Regions from separate parts of the Mus musculus genome. Here region 2 is linked to region 1. The links are chromatin loops, found by intact Hi-C in ENCODE. Cell type or tissue: left cerebral cortex. All regions are shown on one strand. Links, peaks and the distances in the headings refer to the core of each region. The heading gives the core; the rest is flanking DNA.

Region 1 (10,111 bases), core at 1,203-9,202:
TGATAGGGCACAGAGCCTTCCAATCGCATTTGATTAGTCTCCGGCCTGACTTAGTAGATTCGGTTGAGGCACTATACCCAGTTAGTAACCCACACTGGATGCTTCCCACAGATGATCATGCAGCAGACATCCTGGGTGACCTGGGTGACACCTGACCTTTCAAACACTAAGCTTGGGGCTGGGAGTGGAGGCACACACTTTTAATCCCAGAACTCCAGAAGCTGACAAGTGGGTCACTGTGAACTCAAGGTCAGGCCAGTCTGCATAGTGTGTTCCAGGCCGAACAGGGCTCCATAATGAGACACCCACCCCCTTTTAAAACTAAACATTCAGGGACAAGACCTTCCTCTGGCTGTCAACAGCACTAGTAATCCCTAGGGGAGAGACACTCCACAGAAACCTGCTGAGTGAGCAGGTGAGTGGGCCCTCAGGTCCCAGTCAGGGCTGTAGAGGGAGGGATTTCAGAGTTGAAATGGAAAACAGAGCTGCCCCGTGCCTTTTCAGCAGCGTAGACAAGAGCTGAGGCCTCCACATGAACATCACCCCATGGCAAATGTGGGCCAAAGTGCTTCACTTTCCTAGTCTTCAAAAGCAGAGATAAACTCCTGGGCCTATTTTATAGAGAAAAAAAACCTGAGGCTCAGACACAAGACTGAGCAACACCCAGGAACCCAAGTAAGTGAAGATGTGAAGAATTATTCTCTTCCCCTTTATCTCCAGAGGGACTTCATGCATGTTAAGCCTTGGGGAAAGATCGTGAGTGTCTCAGAACCCCCTGGGAATTCTGGGAAAGGGCCAAGAGAGGCAAAGTTTGCTGAATCCGGAAAGCATGCGGACTAAGCCAAAATGTGGCATAAAATTATGTACTGATTGTAGCCACAAGTTCACCATTGCTGTTCTCTTCTTTCTCTTCTCTCTCTCTCTCTCTCTCTCTCTCTCTCTCTCTCTCTCTCTCTCTCACACACACACACACACACACACACACACACACATAGTGATAACACATAAAATTTTCCCCCACCAGATGTTGATCCCCCCATTCCTGGGACTCCCCAACAACTCCTCAGATTCGCAGGATGAACTCAGTCCCACAACTGAACAGGCACAGGTGGGTGTTTACCTTCTTGTCTGCTCAAGAGAACACTGTGGGTTCCCCTAGATCATTCTTGAAAACCACCTTGGCTGTGGCTGAGATTACTCAAGCCTACTTGGAAGGGGTGGCTCCCGTGTTAGCTACTATTGGCACAGTGCTCAGAAAGTGAGTCCTTTCAGTGGAGTCAGCTGTCCCTCAGGCATGCAGGGACACTGGTCGTGCAGAGGCAGAAAATGCGACAACTGTTGCAATTGGCCATCAGCAGTCCATGGGAGTGCTCGAGTGTTCTCTGGAGCAGACACTTGTCAACAGTTGAAGCAGCCCTTTATCCAGCGACACAAAACACCCTCCAGCTTCATGGCACCATTCGGAGCAAATTCAAGACAGACAGCCACACTGCCCTGACACTGACTTTAGAATCCGCGAGCAACTCCATTAACCATCAAAATGTGCACACACTGCGTGGAAAGGGAAGAGAGGAACAAACAGCTTCCTTGAGTCCAAGGATCAAGTTCAAAGACAGCGTCAGAAGCCAAGTTGTATACGCACAGCTCTCTCCCTAAGGCATAATCAGAAGAGTTTGAGAAAGGGGGTCTCTGAGCTACTGAGTCCACATCAAATGTCACTAAAATGAGAAAGGCCTGCATGCACTTTGCCAATGAAGACTCCACCATCCAAAGGCATTTGAAAACGTTTTCATACATCAGTCGCTTCCAAAACATTACACAGTATTTCTCCAACAAATTTATGTGTTTCCAGGGAACTCTTGGAGCACAGGGGAAAAAGTACTTAGGTGAAAGAATGTCTGCAGATTCTTTTGTGCCAACATCCTAGCAGACCTCCTTTAATTTGCCATTATTTCATAGAGCGCCAGTAACCATTCCCTCATCCGCAGAGGAAATATATAATCCAGCTGTGGTGGCTCCAGTGAAAACCACATCTGTGGAACACTGGCAGAACCAGCAAGGCCTCTCCGACTGAGGCAGTGTCAGACAGCGCTTGTCCCAACCCAAGATGCACATGGTACAGTACTCTGTAAGTGCAGAACTTTGCCAAAGCCGGATGCTCTTTTGTATGCCGAGCCAATGGTTTTCAGATAATCCACACCCATAAGAAAGAGACTCTCCTGAAATATTACTTCCAATCCCCAGCTGTAAGACGCCTCTTCCCTTTCTAGGGTGGTGGCCTGTGCCAGAGCCCTTGTTAATGTCAAACAGAGGAAGAAAACGGGCACTCCTGGATTCTGGGGGACGTTCTACCACTCAGGTGGCTGCTGGCTGGATAGCTGGCTAGGAAGAGGAAGATAGCCACCATGGGCCACCACTCTCTCCCTTCTCTGGAGTTGGAAGGCAACATGCTTAAGGGTACTGGGTAATAATATTCCAGGAGTTCCCGCAACACACACACACACACACACACACACACACACACACCACCGTTTAGTCTATCCCTAAAGCGCGCGGCAGCAAGCATCTTATTCCTAAGCCAATTTTCCATGTTCAAATCTTCCTAGTCCCAAGTGTGCCCCCAGGGGTTTAGTCTACAGACATATAAAAGGCAAAAGGCAGCGTCGCTAAGCCTGGACAGACTTTCACCCCAGCACAGGGCCGGAGGCTACCAGGCTGGCATGTCCCTGGCCCTGAGCCTACAGGTCCCCGTCCACCCCAGACAATAGAGCAAGAAAATGAAATGAAAAGTGGACTTACTGCTATGGCTTGCAGCCTCTCCTTGTGCAATTCCGCCTCTGCCATCCTGGAGAAGGGCACACGGGCAGGGGAAAAAGGAAGAAAAACAAAACACACGCTGTAGTCACCCAAGGAGATAAAAGGGCACCCGTGGGGAGCTCAACTCGACCCCGGGGACAGCCTAAGGGCGCGTGGGGTCTGCTCCTGGGGGGGGGGGCGGGCAAAGCTGCGCGCACGGCTGGCTCAGAGCTCAGCCTCCGTCTCCACCGGCGCGGCCGCCTGGCTGCGCCCCAGCGCCGCCGCGAACTGCAAGATCCCAGTCTCAACCGCCACCGCCACCACCGGCCGCGCCAGCCGGGAACGTGGGCCGCCGGGAGCCTCCGGGAGAGCGCGCTCCGCAGCACTAGGTCCCCGCCCTGACGTCTCCGCGCCTCGCTCCGCCCCTGGGGTGTGGGGGACCCGTGGCTGCCGCCGTCGCTCGCGAGTGGGGCACCTGGGGCGCTTGTGATTAGTGAGCTGGGGGTTGGGGGGCGCACAGCTGGTGCGCCTTGGTGGCCGCGCGCGCTACGCTCTGGGTCTAGACAAGACCAGGCGGCGCCTCTGCTCTGAGCAAAGATGCCAGCAGAAGGGGCCTTTGGCAGAACGCAAGCCCCAGCACGTGTCCTTACAGGCCGGCTACGGCCACCCACTATCCCCAGCTCCTTCTAACTGGCTCCAGATGCTTGGGCTCCACCTGGGGACATTTCCAACAGATAAATGCTGTCTTGTCCACGTGCTTTAGATAGTAGTACCCTCAAGGGCAGGGGCGTATCACCAGATAGGTCACCCTTCTGGTGACACACCAACAGAAACAGCTCAGAGTTTGAAGCCCTGGGTGTCTTCCTGGACAACTAAATCACTCTGAGCCCCAGTTTTCTTATCTGAAAAAAAGAGAAGGATTGCAAATGACCTGGCAGAGACATCCTTAAAAATGATTGTGGCTAGGAGCATGGGGAGATAACTCAGTGGGTAAAGCAATTAAGGATAAGGATTGAAGTTTATATTCCCAGCACCCACGTAAAAGCCAAGTGGTGATGGGAGCCCCTGTAATATGAGGGAAGCCCACAAGCTTCAGGTCAGGCACTAAACTAAGCTCCTCTGATGACCGGGAAGTGATGACAGCACAGGCCCCAAGAAAAAAACATGCTAACAAGAAATAGTCCTTTCCCATATAGCTATGTATTAAAAAGGCAGCAAACGGAGAGATGGGTGATGGAGGCTAGGAATCCAGCTCAGTTGTCGAGTGCTCGCCTAGCCTATATTGAGTCAGTCAGATTCTTGGGAGTCAGAGTGGGGGCAGGAATGATGGCGGCAAAGGGGGTGAATGAACTTAAAGTCACCAAACTGTATACTGTAAAACGGCTAAAACAGCGCATTGCATACTATGTATATTTCACACCATTTCGTTTTCACAAAGAGAGATGGAAGTGGAGGTAAGGAAGGAAAGGAGCCTAAGAGACTCTTCAAGGGCCACCATTTGTAAAGATCTGAACGTAAAAGCAGAAGAATTGGGGTTGGGACACAGTGCTCTCAGTGCAATCACCTTGCTAGTCACGGCTAAAGAGCTGAAAGTAGCCAAAATGAGAGCGCAAACCAGGGAGAAAGTCAGCCAAGGACACAGATGAAGTAGAAGATCCGAAGAGCAGAAGGAAAAACTGGAGGACTTACTCCAAAAGCCACAGCAAGAGGACAGGAAATTGTATCGGGGTCATGTGCTTCTGTGTGGTTCAGGACAAAGTAGGCGGAGGAGAAGCTGTAGGCTTCAGGACTGAGGAGCAGAGAGCAGTCACTCCAGAGCAGGAACTGTTTAGGGGGGCATAAGAAACTATACAAAGTGGAAAGTATGCTGGGGCATCAACAACCTTTCCCGGATCTTAGGAAGTGTAGAAGGAACAGGAAGGTGGTCAACAGAGAGAAGGATCTTTAGATTAGAAAGGGTGTAGAGTGCCTGGCTATCAAGGGAATATTAGACTTGAGAGACGCTAGAGCAAAGGAAAATGCACGTTAGGCAGGGTGTTCTCAGGATGGACCAGAGGGCATTCTTGTTAGCATCCCTCGCCAGTTCCATCTTGGAATGGAAGCAGAAGGCAGCAGAGAACGAGGGAGGAATGGGGAGGGACAGGAAGAAGAAATTGTGAGTTGGAATTCTACAGAACAGCTGGGGAGCTTTGCCCGAGTTGGCCTGGCAACTAAGTGATTGACATTGATGGAACTGGAGAAATGATTTAGAAAGGAACTCTGGGCAATGGGGGACCCTAAAATATGGATTCTGGGTTTGGGTGGCTCAGTAGTTAAGAGAAGTGGTAGCTCTTCAAGGGTGGGGGAGCATATCCAATTCCAAGCACCCACGTGGCAGCTCACACCTCTCTGAGACTCCAGTCCCAGGGAATCTGACGCCCTCTTCTGGCCTCTGTGAGCACTGCACACATATGGTGTCCAGACATATATGAAGACAAATATAATTTTTTTAAAAAATGGACCCTAAGCAACCATCTGCATGAGGATTTCATGACCACATGCACAGAATTAAATTTCTATATGGCAAGCTGAGAACTACAGATGGACTTAGAGTCATTTCATTAATGAAATTTACAGGACCAAAGACTCATGACCAATTGTGTGTGCTTCCTCAGTGGTTTTAAAGCATCTGAGACCCACTACCATGTGACTATGCTCAATCAGAACTGAGGATTGTCAAAGCAGGTACATCAAGTAGTCAAAGAAGGGAGGAAGTTAGGATGCCTGACATTGGGTTCAGGCCAGTTAGGAAGTGAGGCAGACATAGATTATTTTTAGCTGCCCAACTGGTGAACCCTTTCCAATCTTTGGGAGGGTTCCCACATTTAAACCATATGAAGAGCAAGCCACATCTCATCACAGAAGTGGGGAAATGCCAGACACCTGCTTCCCCAGATCTCCTGGAAGCTATGCATGGCCTGCAATCTGAATTTAACCAAACACGTGCACCTACCAGGAAGTTTGAAGACAGCATTTTTGAGAATTTTCCAGGCTGGTAGCTTATTTTTGGTCTTGTCCATGACCTAAGCCTCTTCTATAGATTCCTCAACTATTCTTCAAGCTACTAAATGCAATGTGAGTGCCTTTCTTGTCTTCATTTATCAACCAGAATCCACTTCAGTTGCTTGTAACTAAAGACCCCTGGTGAAACAGAAGATATGTTAACTGAATGGCTGAGGTTCAGCCAACAAGCAGAAGGAGAATATTTTCTCTCCTCGCACTGTTCCCTTCCTGTCTAAATTCTAGCATTTGGAAACCACTGAACCCATCATAAACACAGACATTTATAACCCAAATTATGTCTATTTTCTAAGACAGGGTCTCATGGAGCCCAGTCTAGGCTCAAATTCACTATGTAGCTGTGGCTGGCCTTGAATTACACACCCTTCAGCTTCCTTCTCTCTGCTGCTAAGATTCCAGGCACACACCAGCATGCCTGGAGCATGGGATCTTAGGGTTCCAACACTGTGAATGCTAGGCAAACACTCCACCAAGTAAGCTGCATCCCAATATACATTCACGGCGTAGCTAGTCAATACTAGGTATTAAGTGATGGTGTGACATTACAGAGGTTTGACAGTCCAGTGCCATAGCTATATTAGCTACTATTTTTCTTCCAAAAATTTAATATTTGGTATTATACATTATAGTGGTGCATAATCTGTGTCACAAATCAGTAGCTCTTGTGGGGATATTAACTTGTGCTGCACAGCACGATCCAGGTGGTAGGATGGTTTCTTTGATAGATGTGGCACGGTAAAGCATCACACAGACTGAATACAGAATGTTAGATATGCAAAATAAATGTTTTGCTGCTGATAGAAGTTTCAGGAGTCTATTTTAGGACAGGAGTCTTTTGGGGACTGCAAATGAGCACAGACTATTTTCCCTGTGGGGAAAACAGGAGCTTGGTAAGCCAAGAGAGAAATGACTTTCCAAAGCCCATCCTTTCAGAAAAAGTCAATGTCCTTTGAGGAGTAGCTAGGAGTGTTGAAATTTATTAGCAACTTGAAGGATTCCTTACACGAAGGTGATTCAAAGGGCACACCAGCATCTCCTGAAACATTTGCCTTGACTCTCTTCTGAATGAGCTCATTTAAGAATATATATGGTCATTGAAAGCATATGTAATATGTAGGATGAAGATATGGAAGGGGAAGGGAATATGAGAGCAGAAAGGATAACGGGGTGTGTGCACAATGAAAGTGCACTATACAAACACAAAGACATGTCATCATCACGCCTCTTCATATAATTAGCATATATTACTTTTTAAAGTACACAATGGCCACACAGCATCCAAAGGAGGTAAACCGCCCTTGGTACCCATTGGCGCCTATGGTTACCAGCACGTTGATGGGCCTTCAAGTATGTGCTGGTTTTTCTCTGTGAATTCAAATGATAGAAACACGTAGGAAGTCCCCGCAGAGCAAGAAGACAGAGTAAGGTTAAAGTACAGAATGCCAGAGTGTGAGAGGAAGTCGGCTGGAGCTACTTAGGTACAACTAGAGACCAAGGTCTCTGCGCAGCAAACAGGGTGGCATAAAGACAGTAAGCAGGAATTAGTGTTGGATGTTTAAGAATCATTCACATGTACTTTAAACGCCAATGTATTTGCAGACAATACTAAACTATTTGTAAGTTGGCTCAGAATAGTCTTGTTAATAAAAGCTTTGGAAAGTGGAATTTGGAAGTAGGAGGTGGGCATGACACATAATAGACATGAGTTGTAAAGACAAGTTGGAACCCTGGGCATCTCATAAGGATGCAGTGAGGATGAGAATAACAGATGTCAAGGACTTGTATGGACCACTGCTGGTGCTCCAGATGTGGTGGGTCGTAAGGACTCAGCGTAATTATTGCTATAGTCAAAGGCCCAGAGATCAGATTGATTCAATGACTTGGTTTTATCCCAAACATCATTTTAATGCATTTTTAAATTAAAAGATTCTTTTTTATTTCATTTTATGTATATGAGATTTTGTATGCATGCATGCCCATGTGCCACAGGAGTGTGTGTATCTTCAGAAACTAGAAAAAGACATCAGAATCTCTGAAACTGAATGGTAGTGAGTTATCACATGAGTGTTGAGAACCAAATGCAGGTCCTCAGAAAAAGTTGAAAGTGCTCTTAACCAATAAGCCATCTTTCCAGCTCCAGAAATTTCTTTACGGGGTTCTCCTTCTAATGACTAATATATGCCTATCATATCATCATCTTTGGGGATCAGTTAATTTAATAAATCTATATAAGAAGATACTTTAATTTTTTTTCCTGCCTCCACCTTCTGAATGTGGATACAAGTGTGTGGTACTGTCCCTCTTTTTACATGGTGCTGATGACTGATCCCAGGGTTTAAGCATATTAAGCGAGCATCCTTCTAACTGAGTTACATCACCAGCCCTGGAAAAGAGTTCTTAAGTGGTGATAGACTAAGTCCTAGGAGAAAATAATCATTTCTAGCTATTTGGGAAAAGGGCCCAACTCTATGCCGTAAAAGTGCTCATCCGTAGTGCTGATTCCAGGTTTAAGGGTGAATTAGTTACAAACTAGAAAGATCTCTGGAAAGGTCAGGTCTGCCCTAGCCTGGTGATCTGATGCCACTAGACACAGTTGGGTCACTGGCTTCACAGAGAGCTTAGAAGCCAGTCCAGTTGGTCCTAGCACAATGCCCATGATGTGCCCTGTCAGCATGGAATCCCTTTTTGTAGCTTGGTCATTGACACTTTCATTATCATCCATGATTCCATAATGCCCCATGCATTCTACAAGTCAGCACTGCTGACCAGGGGAGAGATTTCCTGCAGGCTTGGCAGTGGGGAGATGGTGGCCTGCCACTGCAGTTCTGTCTGATCCAATGGCTGGGAAACCAAGAGTGAAGCTGGGAATAGCCTAAGCTCTGCACCCACCACCACCAGAGCCTGTCTCCTCTTGGTGCCCATTTCATTCAGAGGAGTCAATCAGACAGTCTCCAAAGTCACTCCTAACTGATGCATAACCACAGCCTCCTGGACAAGTTATCTTTCCCTAGAGCAGTCTGGAGTAGAAAGACATGAGGCAGACCCTCATGCTAACTGCCACTGAGTATGACCACATACCAGCCACTTCCCTGATCTAGACATCAGGGATGGGTTCTTCATTTGTAGACTGGGAATAGGGCTAGCCTGTTCCCTACCTGCTTCTTGCTAGCACTGTAGGATAAAGGACTAGAATGAAAGATTAAGATTTCAAAGTCAGTGGCCTAGTTAGCTTTCTATGCTGTGATAAAATATCATGACCCAAAGGAGCTTGGGGGACAAAGGGGTTTATTTCATCACAAACTTCCAGGTCATGGCTCATCATGAAGGGAAGTTGGGGCAGGAACTCAAGCAGGGCAGTACTGGAGACAGGAATGGAGGGAAAGATTGTGGGTAAATGCTGGTTACTGGCTGGGCTCCCATAGCTTGCTCTTCTTGCTTTCTTATACTACCCAGGGCCTTTTACCCAGGTGTGGGTCTGCCTCCATCTGACTGGACCCTCCCTTATCAATCATTAGCCCAAAAAGTGCCCCCCATAGACTTGCTTACAGGCAATCTGATGGAGGCATGTTTTATTTTCAGTTGAAGTTCCCTTTTCCCAAATGACTCTAGCTTGTGTTAAATTGAGAAAAGTGCTAACCAGCACAGTTAGTGACTTGGGGATATGACAACTACTGGGGGCATGTACATGCAATTGCCTAGGCTCGATCTGGTAGGATAAAAACCTATGCCTTTATATAAGACAAAACGGTGCTTTGAGCTCGGGATAGATCTCTGAGCTCTGAAGAACTGAACCAGGAAAGGGAAATTATCATGGGTACCTGGGGCTTTCTTTGACTCCTAGATGACCCCTAAGTCATAAGTAACTAAAGACAAATAGCCCTACCTCCTGGTCTCCACATTCAGTTAGCTTAAGGGAAGGCAGAAAAGGCTATAGTGGCTTGAGGATGCGATTGGAGAAACAGAAAGGCAGGGAAAGAAACAGAAAATCTTGACTGTTTTGGGCCCGTTGTGTGTGTGCCAAGCCTATATTTGAATGCTATTTGGCATGCGCTTGCTCCCACGTGTTCTTCTTTCTGCATTCATTCAAGGGCTAAATTTATCCCACTAGAGGGAAGGCATACTTGAGGAGGTGGGGAGAAAAAGTTGTAGACACAAAGGCGGCTGCTTGTTGGGGAGCCAGAAGCACCAGGGAGCTCCCTGGAAAAAAGGCAGGGAGCCAGCACTCTGAGGGAACCTTCCCCACACCCTGAGCACA
Region 2 (10,111 bases), core at 1,024-9,023, 75 kb after region 1:
GATTACTATGTATGTATGTATGTATGTATGTATATGTATATATAATATGTATATGTAATTATTAGTAGACATTTGTAAACATTTTAGACTTGCAGAAAAATTGAATAGAAAGTACCAAATTTTCATACCCTTCTCCAGCGTCTCTTGTTACTAATATCTTATTAGAATTTATCAGTCAATATCAATACATTGTTAACTGAAATCCACGGCTCGTAACAGAGTTAACTCTGCTGTGCATTCAATGGGGTTTGAAATTCTTGATATGCAAAAACATGTAACATTACAGGATCATACAGTCGCTTTGCTGCTCTAAAAATCCCGTGTTGCACCCTTCATCCCTCCATCCTCTTCCCGGCCCTTTGGCCACTGTGGATCATCTTCTACGGTTCGCCTTTCCGGCATCTCCTATCATTGGTAGCCTTTTCAACTGGACTTGCTAATAAGATCCTGAAATCAGGTTTGGGTTTCTTGGAGGTTCGTTTGATTTTAAACAGGGCACCAGTGAGAGTTCTTTTTCTGTGCTTGATTCGCCTTTATTTTTTTTTTCTTTATTTACATTTCAAATGTTATCCCCTTCCTGGTTTCCCCTCCAAAAACCTCCTATCTCCTCCCACTCCCCTGATCACCAACCCACCCACTCCTGCTTCTTGGCCCTGGCATTCCCCTGCACTGGGGCATCGGGCCTTCACAGGACCAAGGATATCTCCTTCCACTGATGACCAACTAGATTTGCCTTTATTCTTAAATAAGCTTATTCTTAAAGTGGACTTTATATTACTCTTATAGGAAAATAGTGTCTCCCACTATAATAAGACAGCTGTGAGATGTATCCTTTAGATAGGTTTAAGTGTAATTATAAATGACCAGTCTGTCTAAAAATAATCTTTCCCACCACCTGTTGATACCAACACGTTAGGACACCCTGGCTTAGATATTTCTCAGTCCCCCCGCCCTTGCTTCCATCCCTTTGATCCACAGTAGAGAAGCGCAGGAAAAGAGAACCCCAAAGGAAGGCGACGTGCTGTCTTTGAGTATTTGAAGAGCTTCCAAGTAGAAGGAGGAGGAGACTATTCAATAGTTGCCCACCATGTGCCAAGCCCCATGACAGATGGCTAAAACACATGTGTTCTCTATGCCACAACAGACCAGGTGGCAGAGGTTCTGATCTCCATCTTAAAGATGGAGAGCCAGTTCTGAATTGCCTGGATACTTAAGTGGAATCAAACCGAATATCTCCATTCCCTTGTCTCGACTATACAGCCCATCAGAGAAAGATTGATTCTTCATTCCTTTAGCAAGCAGAACTAAGATCAAATGTTACGGTAAGTGTTTTCCAGCTCAACAGAACTGTCCTTGAGAGCAGCTGCCTGAGGAAGCAGGAAGCGTCCTTTCCTTTGAGGGTGCAGAGACCACAGCTGGAGACCACCTAGACTGGAATCCACAGAGGCTATCTCCCCGACTAAGGATGTGGGTAAAGGGGCCCACAAGACCTTCTGAGCCCAACATTCCATGACTCCAGGCTCCTGAGCCCCCTTTGGCTCCCATGTCTCCAAAGAAGCCGCTGACTTGTTTGAATGTCAGCGGGGTATTATATACTACTTTGGGACACCCCAGTTTTTCTTCAGCCTTTGAAAGAGGGAGGCTCACATGAAAGACAGACAGGAGGCATCAAAACAATGATTTCCAGATGGACCCGACTAGTTGAATTATTTGAAAAAACATGTCACTGGACTGCTGACAAGCTTCTGGAGACCAGGAAAATTCATTCCGTAAGTCTATCCCCAGCACCTTGGATAGGGATAAAACAGCCTTCCAGCTAAGAAATGTGTTGAACTACGATTTGAGTATCAGCAAAAGACTCTAAAATTATTTTTCCCCTTTGTCAATAGCCGTTACCACTGACTGCAGGACAGCATGCAGATAATGCTTTATCAAGTCCCTCAGCATCTTTATCTAACTACCTCTTAAGCAATGGAGGACTTGGTAATACAGAAAGGGAACACAAAGATAGAAAAGATTCTCATCTTATTTCTGCTTTCTCGGCTGACCAAGTTCACGCTTTCAAAGCACAGGCATCTCTTCAAAATGCACAGCTCGGTTCTTTAAAACCTGCATTTTCTTTTTAATGTGTTAATACATACAGATATCTTTGCCTGCATATATGTCTATGGACCCCGTGCACGCCTAGACCCTGCAGAGGCCAGCAAAGCATGTCTGATTTCCTGGAGTGGGAGTTGCAGGTAGTTGTGAGCAGCCATGGAAGTGCTGAGAATCAAACTGGATCCTCTGGAAGAGCATCAAGTACTCTTAACCTCTGAGTCATCTCTCCAGTCCCTAAATCTGACTTTTTATGCGAGTTGCTTACATCCATGCATGCACATCCAAGCAGGCACCTGGGACAGGCATCTGCCGTGGGGGTAATTCTGTAAATCATCACTCGTTTGGAGCAAGTCTTCATTAACAATTACACAAATTACATGATTCGTTAATAATCATATCCTCTGAGCATCATCTCACTAAGAACCCTGATGATGCAGCATACAAGGGGACTCAGAATCCTCTGGGAAATCCAATACATTCTCAGCTCGCTGGGCAACATCCCTTGGCTGTAAGGCAAAGCACAAGTTCTCAGAAGACAACTTTCATGAGAATACAGGATATGACCTTTCTTCTCTGGGCATCTCCCCACCTCCCACCCTCACCCCCAACCTCTCATTTAGAGATGCACACTATGCACCCACAACATCACACTGGAATAAGCTTGGGAAAACAGGCTTAATATCACCCATCAAATAGCTATCACCTAACACCAAAGTATGACCTAATGAACAGTTTACAAGTATAGATTAATAGCATTTCGGAACACTACGCACTTTTAGGTTCAGAACACAGAGATGCTCTCGAGCTCTGGGTGGCCAGTAAGACTCCATTTGGATACATGTGAATTCAATTTTCTTTAACACAAGGAGCCACCACCAACCCCCTCACATACTTTGTTTTGTTTTTTAATGAGAAGAAATTCATTCACTTTGTCTGCCAAAGACAATAACACCCAAATATGAGCATCCTGAAGTAAAGGAGCCCCTCTCCTGCCTAAATTCCAGCTGAGGCTGGCGTGACAAATACAGTACTTGTGTTCCTTATGAAAATGTCTTAGACTAGATTTGCACATCCTAAGTTCTATGTGCAAAGCCAAGGTGCAAGGATCTCAAATTGTGGCAATGCTCCGAAGGTGTTTGAATGAGATGGGTTGCTCCCCATAAGAAAGCACCTAGATGTGTTCTCTGTGTAGTAGAACATCCTGTCCAGAAGGTGGCGCTTTTTGAGAAGCTTGTTGACCCTTTAGGGTGTGGAGTCTTGCTGGAGAAAGAACATCAACTTTGAGATTGTCTAGCTTTACCCTACTTTTTACTTTCTCTCTCTGCTTCCCAGGTGTGGATGAAATGTCATGCATGACAAGTGTTCCTCTAGGCCTGCTGGCTTCTCCACCGTGGTGGACTCATTCCCCCCTGGCACTATAAGTCAAAATAAAACTTTCTTCTTCAAAGCTACGTTTCATCGGGCATTCTGTCATAGCAAGAAAAGCATAACCAATACAGGGAGCAGTGGCTACAAACTGAAGCTCTGCTTAGCTGTTGCCACTCTTGAAGAGGAAGTATGGACTTCTCTTGAGCAAGGTCTGATGAGACAGTGCAGTTACTGCTCGCTGCTGTTCCAAGAGGCACCAAACATCCCTGAGCTGAAATGGGCTGCCAGCATGAGTTTAAACGGCTTTCTTGCTCTTTACAGTGCTCATACTGGTTACCCAGAGTGAGGAGGAGAAGAAAGGAAATATATATCTAAGGAAGACATGTATGTCATCATATAAGTCTGCCGGTGAGACAGTGAAGTTAACAGAATAACTCTCAACAGGTTCATTGATAAGTATCATCTCCTTCCTTCCATCTTTCAATTGAGAAAATACTTAGTTCTACTGACTCTCAGCCTTCTTCTATCTCTAAAATCCAATCATTTTTATTATTATACCCTGACTCTCTGTAATTCTTTGTGTGGATTTGTGCTCTGGGTCTTTGGCTTCCATCAAAGCCTTGCTGAGTGGTGTTCCTAGGAGACAGGAAGAGGCTCAAAGCTTGCAGTCATGCTGCCAGGAAGTCGAGTCTACCTGCTGATTATGAATTACTTTCCTAGATCTCTTGTTCCCAGTCACTGAAAAGTGACTTAAGGCAACAAGACATCTGTCCTGACAGTTCTGGGGATTTCACAACCAAAACTTCAAGGTCAACAAGGCGGCTTCCTTCAGAGGTTCTGAGGGAGAACCTTCAGGAAGCCTTGCTCCTGAGAGCTATGGAAAGTTATGACATCTCTAGTCATTGCAGTCTCTGCTTCCACCCCTGTCTTATAGTTATCTCTCTTCTTTTTATAAGGATGGTTGTCACTGAATTAGGGCAATCTAGAGTGATCTTGCTTTAAGATCCTTAATTGCATCTACAAAGATCCATTTTTTTCCAAGTAAGATCACATTTACCAGTACTGACTATGAGGACCGGCATGTGTCTTTTAGAGGGCCTCCTCTCAGACCAATAATGAAGAAAATACTTTGAACTGTTTTATCCCAGCAAGATGTGTTTTTCTCTTTGGCACAAAGGCACCTGTGGGTGCTGCATTCCACAACTTCTGCAACCCAGTATTTCAGGCTTTTTGGCTCCTTCATTCTATCCAGGCCTTTGCCCAAGGATGTGGCTGACAGTCCTTGAAAGACACAGGCTCCACTTGACAAGAGGTAGAAATGGAATTATACTGATGTAAAGACACACCTGAGTAAGGGCAGTAGCTCTGGTGGTCAAGTAGATGATCAAGTTGCTCAATGGGCTCAAAGGTCAAAGCAGCAAGAACAGAATGGTAGCGTTCTTATGAAGGTCACATGGGTGGCAGTACGAAACCAGAAGAGGTGAAGCATGTGTAAGCAACTGGCTGGATTTCACCCAGGATTTAACAGGACATTCTCACAGAGAATCACACTCCATGCTGAAATTCAGGACCAGACACAACAAAACAGACATGTCAGAACACCTGGAGGTGGAATAGATTTTTCCCTTGGGCAGGGTCTCTTTGGTCCATGGTAATCCTACTGAAGGAAGAAAAGAATTGCAATGCAGAAGCTAGTCAAGGCCTCACAGCTCAGCCCCTCCACAAGCTCAAGTACCCACTATGGGTGACCTTGTCACATCTAACCTGCCCTGCATAATTCCCCTTGCTTCCTTGATCTATCTTTGGCAGGCATGGTCCAGTCCTCAGCCTCCTCCTTCCAATCCTCATTGCTTCATCTTGATTTACACCATTCCTGACTTTGTCCTAAGCGTGGACCTCAAATAACCTGGTCTGGCAATAGAAACAAAGGAGACCTTTGGGAACTTTCCAGTGCCACCGAAGTAGGAAGCAAGCAGAGTCTCTTCGGTGACTTTATTTTGGAGCCTCTCACCACCAGTTGAAATGCATAAGAATAGACATTCAGAGGCTTTCTAAGAATGCTCATGTGCACAAAGGCTGGGCTGGACTGGTTTCAGAAAGCAACCCTAAATTCCATTCCGGGAATTGAATAGTCTCACAAAGTTTTCAGTTGCTAAATAAAAATCCCAGTGACTAATAATAAAGGCTAGATGGCGCACATGTCTTTGTGGTGTTTATACTTAGCAAACATTTTCCACTCTGAGATGAGCTTCTGCCAAGAATACCACATTCCAATACATTTTGCCATATGATGCTCGATGCTTGTTTTATTGCTCCCCCAATCATCGTGGCCATAGAATTTGGAGTTTATGATGGAAACATGAGGAATGAATTCAATATTTTGTCTTCAGTCTGTCTCTAGATTAAGGATATTTATTGAAGGCCTACTGTCTGTAGTAAATTCAGTCAGACTAACAGAAAACAGACCTTTTGGCATGGGATAGACTTGTTTTGAGTTAGGAATAGACAGAAGCAGAGGAGAGAGCAGCGTTAGATATCAGCAACCGGTATCTTCCTGGAGTGTGGTCACCTAGACAACAGAAAGTGGCTGGAGACTGTTGCACAGGGAAACTAATAATACTTGTATGAAAAACCTGACAGCGAAGCTCGTGATGGTTTAAAGGAAGAAGAGAGAGTGGAGAAGGTGGGGAGGAGGAGAGGGTGAGGGCTTCCTAACTGCAACTAATGGGCAATTAGATAGGATACCAAGGAAGATGGAGAAAAAGCCAAAGAGATCCAACCGGAAGCACACGAGACTTCCCTTGGGTCTGAGTCTTCATTCCCATGAGGCTATTTCTTCCGCATCTAAGTCCCTAAGCTATTCTGAGGGATAAATGAGATCATGGATGGCACAGAGCAATCACAAGCATATGGCTTACAATGCCTGGAGAGCTGGAGACAGTTTGAGATGCAGTCACCTCAATGCACCAACCACATCAAGCAGGACGCTTAGCAAACAGAGACACTGACAGAAGGAAGGGAATTGAGTGGAAAGATAGTAACCGGTTCACACAATCATCAGGGAGGTTGAAGAGCCACATTGTGAAAACCAGCAGGAGCTGCTAGGAGCCTAAACAGCATTTGATCACAATCTGACGCATGCTCAGAATGAGATCTCCTGCTATTGGGCACAGAGGGGCAGCCCTTGTGACACATTCGTTGCCTGATTACAGACAATGCTGTCCCTGAAAAACACTGCCTGTGGCCACTGCTCACCTGTCATTAGAACTCTGTCTGCACTTCTTTGTCCTGAGCACCTGACTCTAGGTCTGGGGTAGGTTGTCCAAACCTGCATTGAGATCAGCGTCTCCAATCCAGCTGCAAGCAATTTTCCAGTGTTTTCCGTTTCTCAGATGAAAACCTCTCTGGTCAGTTTATATGATAAAAAGATACCAAAGTCTGGGAAATTTATAAGTAACAGAATCTCTCATCGTTCTAGAGGGTGAGGTCCAAGATCAATATTCTGGCACTTTGTGGGTGGCAAAGGCCTTCTTTTCTGTTTTAGGTTTTGCTTTCGAGATAGGTTATCATGTAGCCCAGACTGGCCTTGAACTTGCTATGTAGCAAAGGTTAGTTGAGAACTCCTGATTCTCCTGCCTCCCAAGTGCTGGGATTATAGACATGCATCAGCATGCCTAGTGAGGCTTCCTACAATATCCTTACATGGCACACAGGCAAAAAGAGGGCCAAAGGCTGCCTCAACTTCTCATAGGAGCACTAATCTTAATTCCATCTCTGCCCTCCTCCTCAGCATGATCACACTGACAGGTTACCAGGATTCACGGGTTCATGTTCAGTCCAAGGCAGAGGTCTACGCTGTATCCCCCCAAGACTGATGAATGGGGAATTTTCCCACATTCCATGGACATGGACTGAAAGGTCACCAGACATGTGACCAACACTCCAGGAGTATCACTGATTGGAAACGGAGGCCATGTGTTAAGAAAGAAGAGAAATGGGCTGGAGAGATGGCTCAGCGGTTAAGAGTACTGACTACTCTTCCAGAGGTCATGAGTTCGAATCCCAAAAAACACATGGTGGCTCACAACCATCTGTAATGGGATCTGATACCTTCTTCTGGTGTGTCTGAAGACAGCTACAGTGTACTTATAAATAAATAAATCGAAAGAAAGAAAGAGAGAGAGAGAGAGAGAGAAAGGGAGGAAGAAAAAGACAGGAAATGGCAATTTAAAAGCTGGACACTCGAGCACACATCTGTAAGGCAGTGCTGGAGAAGCTGAGACGGGAGGATTGTGGGTTTTATGTTAGCCTAGACTGCATATCAAGATCCTAGCTGGAAAAAAAAAGTAAAGGAAGAAAAGAAAGGAGAAGGCTATGAATGACCAAACATACAGTCCTACTTTCAAAAGTTCAAAAAAAAAAAAAAAAGCCTTTCTTCAGATATAGTTTTACACACAACAAAGTTCACCTATTTAAGTGTTACTTTTCAACAGCTTTTATCATAGTTAAAGTGTTCCGTATCATCCACTGATGGACACTGGTATTGGATCTGCTTTTTTACTCTTGTAGATAAGGTTGCCATAAACATCTGTAGACCATTTAGGGGCACATAAGTTTTCATTTCTTTTGAGAAGAGATGTAGTAATTGACTTGCTAGGTTGTTAGGCCACTCTGGGTTTATTGCTTTGAGTAACTGCCAAATGGCTTTTCAAAGTGGCTGCGTCCTTTTCCCTTTTCAATAATGTAAGACCGCGTTCCCGTTTCCCCACATCTTTGCCAGCATCTGCTCTTGTCGATAGTCCTGAGTGTAGCCATTTTAATTTGCAAGGGTAATAAACTGGTTTTCAAGCTTGGCTGTGAGCATGCAAGGAAACCTAAGCCAAATGAACCATCATCATCACCACCATCACCACCATTACCAGCATCACAATCATTACCATCACTACCATCATCATCCCTCTCATGGAGTCAAGTCATAAAATCCAATATGTAAATGCTTTTTCTTTTTCTTAGAAATTGAAAATGATGCCTTTTTAAAAAGTCTTAATTCCATCTTGCATAGAACCCTGAGGACATTTTCTGGGAGAGCACTAACCTTCCAAGCCATTAAAGCATCTCAAGTGTGACTTTAAGTCTCTCCCTGTAATCCTTTGCACAGGCTTGACCTTGTGATGGAAAGACACAAGCAAGGGCAGGGCATGACATGTTCCTCCCCTGATGGGACTCAGGGGACACAAGCAAGGGCGGGGCATGACATGTTCCTCCCCTGATGGGACTCAGGGCCAACCAGAAAGACCAGGAGGTTAGAACGATTCTGTCATTATTGTTTTGGAGGGTTCCTTTGGTTTGGTTACATTATGCGGTAGGCATGACTACTATTATATTCATTTGAAGAAGCTGGAGGTACTCAGAGTTCAAATAATTCAGCTGAAGGCATGCAAAAGACAGGTTCACACTTAAGTAATTTGGCTTTCCTTCAAAAAAAAAAAATCTGTGATCTTCACTACCATGCTATATTCAGGAAGGGACAAATATCACCTTCCTTAACTAGGCAGTTCTCCCACGGAAAGGTATTTAGCTTCAATTGTTGGTGCTTTTTAGAATGTGTGACACATAGCAACATTGTATCCCACTCAACAGCCTCTGAAACCCTCGGCATGAGTCACCACAGAAGGAAAGAGAAAGCTGTTACAAACGGAAACATGATGGTGGCCCAGAAGGTGTAGATGACACAGTGACCCCAGAGCTGAGCTGGGCAAGGCAATCCATGGAAGGACAGCATGTGGAGAAGTTTGCACCTGAGCAGATGCCAGAAGATTGTGGGGGATGGTGGAACCTAGGATGGAAGGAATGGCGTCCACGATCATAGGTTTGCAGGTACATATAGGGATAAATGGAAACAGAGGAATGAGGGAACTAAGATCAACTAAAGGAGAATACACTGGGGGCACTTCATGTCCTCAGGAAATGATGAAGGAGCTTGCCCACTCATTTGATGGCACTCACAGTCCTGTCTAAGAGTCACAGGGTTACGTTCTTTACACGTGACTGTATTAGGCTCCTGCAATCCTTAAAAATTATGTTCTGTGTGTTAGTGTTATAATTCTCCAGAAGTGGATGGGAAACTGGACCACAGTCCTGCAGATGGATACAGTGGATACAGGTCTGATGCTCACACCTGTGCTTTCACAGAATTAACTCTGCTGGCTCTCAGCAGGTGAGACCAGAGCCTGGGAACAGGAATGGCTTAGAGATGGCCACTGGAGACCTTTTAAACAGAAATAAGAGAAAGCCTGTGGTGTACTGTGAGAGCCGAGTCCAGGTGAATGGAAGCCCAGGAGACTCTGGGTCTTAGTAGATGTATGTTGTTCTTGGAATCTTCTTAGAATACAGGATCAGGAAGGGAAAACCCAAACAGTGACCCAGCTGGAACTGGAGAGTGTCCCAGGTGTGGAATGAGACTACCTCTCTACATTCAACCAGACCTATGTCAATACCATAAATCTTAAAGAGTGAGCTCACAGTCCAGGGTCATCTGATTTGGATCACACATCGGTCGTGAGGAGGGAAGTCAGAAACAAGGGTTCATCTAGCTGTGGCTTTAGAAGAATTGTAACAACAGAGAACTTGAAAGAAGCAACAT

What was found. Hi-C counts contacts between places; a loop is a spot of excess contacts. Peaks named below come from ENCODE experiments on the same cell type or tissue, not always from the same donor. Only the 100,000 strongest peaks of a DNase experiment are listed, where the experiment ranks them.
Region 2: a loop joins it to region 1, with 2.1 times the contacts of the local background. A loop is called at or near these places in 2 of 42 quality-filtered maps.

Annotation. Positions count from the first base shown.
Region 1 is chr4:57,561,104-57,571,214 of GRCm38, reverse strand. It overlaps Pakap (paralemmin A kinase anchor protein), which reads right to left and starts at 3,385. Exons shown (of 11, transcript NM_001384150.1): 1 at 3,272-3,385; 2 at 2,800-2,845. The coding sequence starts at 2,844. In left cerebral cortex, for the core only: a CTCF peak has its summit at 5,224 (motif pointing left); a DNase peak (open chromatin) is centred at 3,148; H3K4me3 peaks cover 1,029 bases; H3K27ac peaks cover 574 bases.
Region 2 is chr4:57,485,583-57,495,693 of GRCm38, reverse strand. It overlaps a transcript of Pakap not described here. Among named protein-coding and RNA genes, the nearest start is that of Pakap, 77 kb to the left of the region's middle. In left cerebral cortex, for the core only: CTCF peaks have their summits at 3,308 (motif pointing right) and 5,620; DNase peaks (open chromatin) are centred at 5,650 and 6,573.